2 separate regions of the Homo sapiens genome follow, and region 2 is linked to region 1. The links are chromatin contacts, found by Hi-C in ENCODE. All regions are on one chromosome and are shown on one strand. The core of a region is the stretch at or near the end of the contact, and the rest is flanking DNA. Distances in the headings are between cores, read along the strand shown. Region 1 overlaps LOC105376360 (a long non-coding RNA gene). Region 2 has its middle 50 kb from the start of AKR1E2.

Evidence for each region. Hi-C counts contacts between places; a loop is a spot of excess contacts on that map. Pooled maps may share reads with other maps.
Region 2: a loop to region 1 is called in a pooled map, with 8 times the contacts of the local background. The contact joins two enhancer-like sites. A Hi-C loop is called at or near these places in 2 of 168 maps with a recorded cell type or tissue (IMR-90 and PC-9) and 4 of 50 pooled maps.

What each region holds. Positions count from the first base shown.
Region 1 is chr10:3,622,531-3,625,616 of GRCh38, forward strand. All of the region lies in intron 1 of LOC105376360 (a long non-coding RNA gene), which reads left to right. Among named protein-coding and RNA genes, the nearest start is that of LINC02669, 120 kb to the left of the region's middle. Within about 2 kb of position 1,406, at least 7 of the 41 ENCODE cell types and tissues checked have a DNase peak (open chromatin) inside an H3K27ac peak, as active enhancers do.
Region 2 is chr10:4,774,452-4,777,537 of GRCh38, forward strand. No RefSeq gene overlaps it. Among named protein-coding and RNA genes, the nearest start is that of AKR1E2, 50 kb to the right of the region's middle. Within about 2 kb of position 1,505, at least 3 of the 41 ENCODE cell types and tissues checked have a DNase peak (open chromatin) inside an H3K27ac peak, as active enhancers do.

The sequences.
Region 1 (3,086 bases), core at 156-2,655:
TACATGTGTGTAAGGACACTCTATGATGTTCACACAATGACAAAATCACCTAATAGCACATTTCCCAGAACATGTCCCCAACATTAAGCAATGAATGACTGTAGCTGAAAAGGGTAATTTAACAACGGAAAGCAGTGGGTGGCAGTCAAGAGTTCTAAGAAGTCCAAGGTGAAAGTGCTCTGTGAATAGATTGCTGGTCTCCTATTTTGCTTTTTGAGCCCATCTGTGCTGTGCTTTTGGAAAAATGTTGTCAGTCCTAACCTCCAACACTCTCAGTGCATTTGGAGCAATACACTTCTGGTGAACAGAGAAAATACCATATTCTGCAAGTGAGATTTTTTGTCTCCATTCTGTGGTTATTCTTTATCCAACAAAATGAAGTTTTAGAATTTAAGTTAATGAACATTTATTGTGGACCTAGCTTACAGAGTAAAGGGACAGATGAGTAAAAGAGTCTTTGCCCTCAAGAGTTATGAAACCTGAATCACAAGAGAAGTATAAAAAGGGACTACCAGAGAGTTCAGATGAAATGAGGTGCATAATGAATGTGCCTTCAGTGGGGCACAGATGGAGTTATGTGGGAGGGCATGGGGAAACTCTTAATGCAGGAGTTGGCCTTCAGATGATCCTTCAAGTGGGATGGTCATTAGAAGGAGAAGAGATCCCCAAGGATGAGCAATGCCAGTATCTGAGGCCAGATGGCCCGGAAAGGCTGGTGCTAGGGGGAGCAGCAGTCACTCTGTTTGTCAGAGCCCAGGAGCTCTTGTACAGAGGCAATGGCTGCACCAGCTGGTGGAACTACATTGCAGGAAACCTCCAAAGCCACACAGGGTTCATCTGCTTTTCAAAAGGCAAAAAAGGACTGGTGGGAAGTTTCTGAGCCAGAAGGAGACAATATCAGTTATATCTAAACCAAAATATTTTTAACTTGGTGCAAGGTTTCTAGATAAATCAGGGAACTGGATAATGAGTCAGAAAGAGTGCCAGGAGGATGTCAGCATCGCAGAGGTGCTCCCTGCTAACATCACATCCTGCACTCAATTTTTTTTTTCTTTAAATCACTGCTCGGGTTGTGTGGCATGTAATGAGAATGGTAAAATGCTTTGTTCTTATTACTGTAATTTCAATAACAAATATGGAAAGAAACAACGAAATGGCCTACACAATAAAAATAATTGTTAACCCATTTTACTAGCTCTGTGGCTAAATTATATTTTTATAAATTACAGTTCCAGTGGAGGCAAATGTGCTCGCAAGTTCCTTGTTAACAAGGTCACCAGTATAATTTGAATATTTTCCACAGCTGTTGCTCTCACACCTAAAGAGGGAAACAGCTCCAGCTATGTAGGGCAAGTGAACGAGAATGCTAATGAGTCTAACAGATTGGTTCAAAATAGAAGCATAAACCTTCAATTCATGAGGACACAACCGTTACGAAACCAAAGCCGAGGAGCTGGTCTGTGTTGAGGAATTCAACACTGCAACATCGTTCGAATATTTGACATAGTTCTTGACCCAGGCTTGGCAAAATTTGTCCACTATAAATAGAGGAAGGAGGGAAAAGTTTATGAGAGACCATATAATTCCATAAACATGAATTTCACTCTTAGAAGAATCCATAAAGAATACTTTGAAAACATGCTTTGTGAACGCTCTTTCACTGAATTACTGTGTAAAGCGTTTTGGCAGCAGTATCATGTTCTATACAGCAGAGCTAAAATTGCAAATTCACAATGATACAAGTGATATTAGGTAATTAAGACAATAAAGATTTATTTGATGATAAGAATCAATGGCTTGATTTACCAAATCAATTGGTTTACTATTTTGTTTGTTTAAGTGGAGATGAAGTAAACTTCCATCACAGTCCTTAATGATAAATCTTTATTGTTGCTGCTCTTTTCCATTCTATCTGCGTTGAGAAACTAGTTTTTGGAACTCGCTGTAAGAGCTGTAGAATGGGAACAGGCTGAACCACTGAGTAAGAGGGAAACAGGTTTTGCACAAGACGACGTGCAAGTGGAGGATCTGACGTGGTTTGAAAAGCCGTGGGGCTTTGACTAACACACTGAGGCATGGAGGAAATGCCACCAAATTCCTACCAAAGCACACTCTGAACATCGACATTATACTAAAGCGAATAATAAATAAGGGGCAAGAACTTGCAGGCACTGCCCATTTGCATTAAAGTCTGACAAATTCCTGCTCCCAAAGAATTCCTCAGGAAATGCATTGAGATGATGATTCTCAGATCAATTCCCTAGCATTCAGGGGAAAAGTTTTTTAAAATCACAAAATTAAAAAACAATGTCTTTCAATACTCCAGGCACTGATTTGAGATGTTACACTTTTTGAAGCCAGACTCGGTACTTTTTGGTATATTGGGCTCAGAGTCTCACTGGTACTAAGCTTATTTGATGCTTTGGTGTGTTGGGCACAGAGCTTTCCCTGGTATGTAGCTTATTTGTAAGTTTCTATAAATTGTTGCAAGTCAGCTGTAGGAAAAGCAGGCATCTTGAGAAGTCCTGGTAATTATTCCAGAGCACTAGGCTTACATTAAAAAATAAAAAAAAAACTTAGCCCAGAGTGTTGTGAAAAAGACCAATGGAGATTATCATTTAGCTACCTAAGAAGAGTGTAAAGAAAACAAATTATTATCCTAAAATACTAGTGATGATTTACCTAATTAATCTTTGACAGCTTGAAATGTGTCCTCAGCAAACGGTAATGTGGTAGTGTGTGCTCAAGGAACACTAGATTAATGAAGCACAGATATAAAAATTGCATCTGTTAGATTATGTAATTCTCTCTGAGTAATTTTAATTACTGGGTATTTCAGGACCTTCCAAATCTTCTTAGAACAAAAATGTCTTATTTTATTTTTAAGAAAACTTACTTTGAGTTTTCCATCACGCTAAATATTTTACTCATCGAGACCTTTTTTAAATTATAAGACTTTTTTTTTCTTTCTTTGATTTTGGCAGCATGGGAGAAGGAAGGTAAATGAACATAGAGAAGTTATCTAACAATTTGTTTTCATTTAACATTCAACAAGGGAGAGATTTGTTTCCTCTCCAGATTTTAAG
Region 2 (3,086 bases), core at 255-2,754, 1.2 Mb after region 1:
AATTTCAAGATTCGCTATAAAGTTTATTGTAATCAAGACAGCGTGGTTTCAAAAACAGAATAAACACATTCATCAATGAACAGAATATGAAGCCAAGCAATAGATCCAAACACATTCACTTAATTCTTTATGTTGGCCTAAAGGTAATTCAATGAAGACACAGGCTTTTTAAACAAATTATGTTGGAACGGTTGCACACCTATTTCCAAAAAAAAAAACCTAGACACAGACTGTACAATTTTCACAAAAATTAACTCAAAATGGGATATAAAAGCATAAGAATGACATAATGGACTTTGAGGACTCAGGGGAAAAGGATGAGAAGGAAGTGAGGGATAAAAAACTGCAAATTGGGTGAAGTGTATACTGCTTGGGTGATGGGTGCACCAAAATCTCACAAATAACCACTAAAAAACTGATGTAATCAAATACCACCTGTTCTCCAATAACCTATGGAAATAAAAAATTAAAATACCAATTAACTCAAAATGATGCATAAACATAAATGTAAAATACAAAGGTGCAAAACTTCTGAAAGAAAATGCAGAAAATCTACCTGACCTTCTGTTTGATAAAAGTTTCTAAATACAGCTCCAAAAGCATGATCCATTCACACTCAAAAAAAGATTCATAGGTCAGGCATTATTAAAATTAAAAATGTCTGCTCTGCAAATGGCATTTAACAGAATAAAAATGGAAGCCCAAGAAAATGAGTAACTATTTGCAAAACACATATGTGATAAAAACACTTGACTCTAATATATACGACACTCTTAAAATTCAACAATAAGAAAACTAATGCCTCAATTAAGAAATGGGGCTGGGCATGGTGGCTCATGCCTGTAATCCCAGCATTTGGGGAAGTCGAGGCGGATGGATTGCCTGAGGTCAGGAGTTTGAGACCAGTCTGGCCAACATGGTGAAACCCCGTCTCTACTAAAAATAAATAAATAAATAAATAAATAAATAATTAGCCAGGCATGGTGGCATGCTCCTGTAATCCCAGCTACTCAGGCGGCTGAGGCAGGGGAATTGCTTGAACCAGGGAGGTCGAGGTTGGAGTGAGCTGAGATCACACCACTGCACTCCAGCCTGGGCGACAGAGCAAGAGTCTGTTAAAAGAAAAAAGAAAAAAGAAAAGAAATGGGCAAATTTGAACGAATACCTCAGCAAGGGTAAAAGTATCACACGAAAAGACGAAGATGCTCAATATTATATGTCATTGTGGAAATATAAATTAAACTAGTGGCAAAACTCACTACACATCTATTGTTATTCTTAAACCCACCAAAATAGCAATGCCTGGCAGGAAAGCAGAGCCGGCAGAACTCTTGCTCATTGTTGGTGACTACAAAATGTCGCAGACACTGGAAGACAGTTAAGCAGTTTCTTATAAAACTAATCATAGTCTTCCATATGACCCAGTAGTCATGCCCCTAAGTATTGACACAACTGATCTGAAAAGTATGTTTAGACCAAACCCTGCAAGCAAGTATGTATGGCAGCTTTATTCATAATTTCCCAAGACAGAAATTAACCAATACGTCCTTCAGTACTTGAATGGATACACAGACTGTGGTTCACCATGGAATACTTCTCAACAATAAAAAGGAATGAGTCACAGAGCCTTACACAGACATGGGTGAATCTTCAGTGCTTCTTGCCAAGTGAAAGGTGCCAGTCTGAAAAGACTGCATAGTGTGCCATTCCATTTCTATGACATTCTGGAAAGGGCAAAACTATAGAGGTTGTAAAAAGATAAGACATGGTCAGAAAGAGGGCAGAGTTAGAGAATAAAAGAGTAGGTGAAGTGTGTGGGGATTTTCAGGGCAGTGAAACTTTATGGTACTGTAATGATAAGTACATGACACCATGTCGTTGTCAAAACCCACAGAAAATTACAGCTCAAAGAGTAAAACCTTGCTGCATGTAAGCTTAAAATAAATCAGTTAGGAGGTCAGGGGAGCCCAGCATAGAATACATCTGACGAAAAAGTCTTACTTAACTATATTAAAAATGCATAAAACAACCTCCCTGAAGGGGATGGAGGAAAGAGGTGCTGATCTGAGTAATTTTTGAAATGAGACTTGTCTGTAAGGGACTGTCCCTAAGTCCTGCAGTCTGGCTGATAAAGTTGATTCCCACTAGGGAAACCACTATGCATGTAAACTTATATTGAGCAGTTAAGTATATCGATGGTAGCTGCTGCCACCCTGGTGTTCATTTCAGGAGTGGGACGTTATAGATAGTGAAGAGGAGCCAGCTACAATGATCCTTATGAGTTGAGGTGGAGGCCTCAGTATGAACTTGCACACAGCTTCATGTTATTAATTCAGTTTTGGTAAACACATGTTTATATATTAAAATATTACATTTACAGACACACGTACATACATGGGATAGTGTACACACCTGCATTTCTGTGCTGTGTCAACTGAGAGGACCTAGAAGCAATGACCCACCAATAGCAGCCTCCATACCTAGCACCTAGATCTTGGTTTCTAATACCATCTTCCAGTGGAAGGAACCAGGACTTACTGAAGAAATGTCTGAGTCCAGGACTGGTCCAGGTAATTTACAAGATAAGCCCTAGCATCACTGTAGTGCCAGAAGGTCAGAAAGTTTAAAAACAAACAAAAGAACAACAAACCCACAATGCTATGAGTATGTTGGAAGAACCCAAGAGAGAACTGAAAGGGCTCCCAATGGCCAGAGACGGAAAAACTTAAATAAGTAAAGTAAATAAAGCACATACTATTGGGTCATAACCCAAAATATAAAATAAATATTTATGAATCCATACTGATATCAACAGCTGAATGAATTAACAAGTAAATATTAACAATTAACAAGAAGAATAGACATATCTCTCATGCAAAATAATTCGTAATAATCATTGTAGATATTCTGCCATCAGAAAGTTGGAACAGGACTCCCTACTTCTTAAGTGTGGCAATGGCTACATAGTGACTTCCCTTTATTTTTTATTTATTTATTTATTTTTTTTTTGAGACAGAGTCTTGCTCTGTCACCCAGGCTATAGCTGGGACTACAGGCACCCGCCACCATGCCCGGCTAATTTTTTG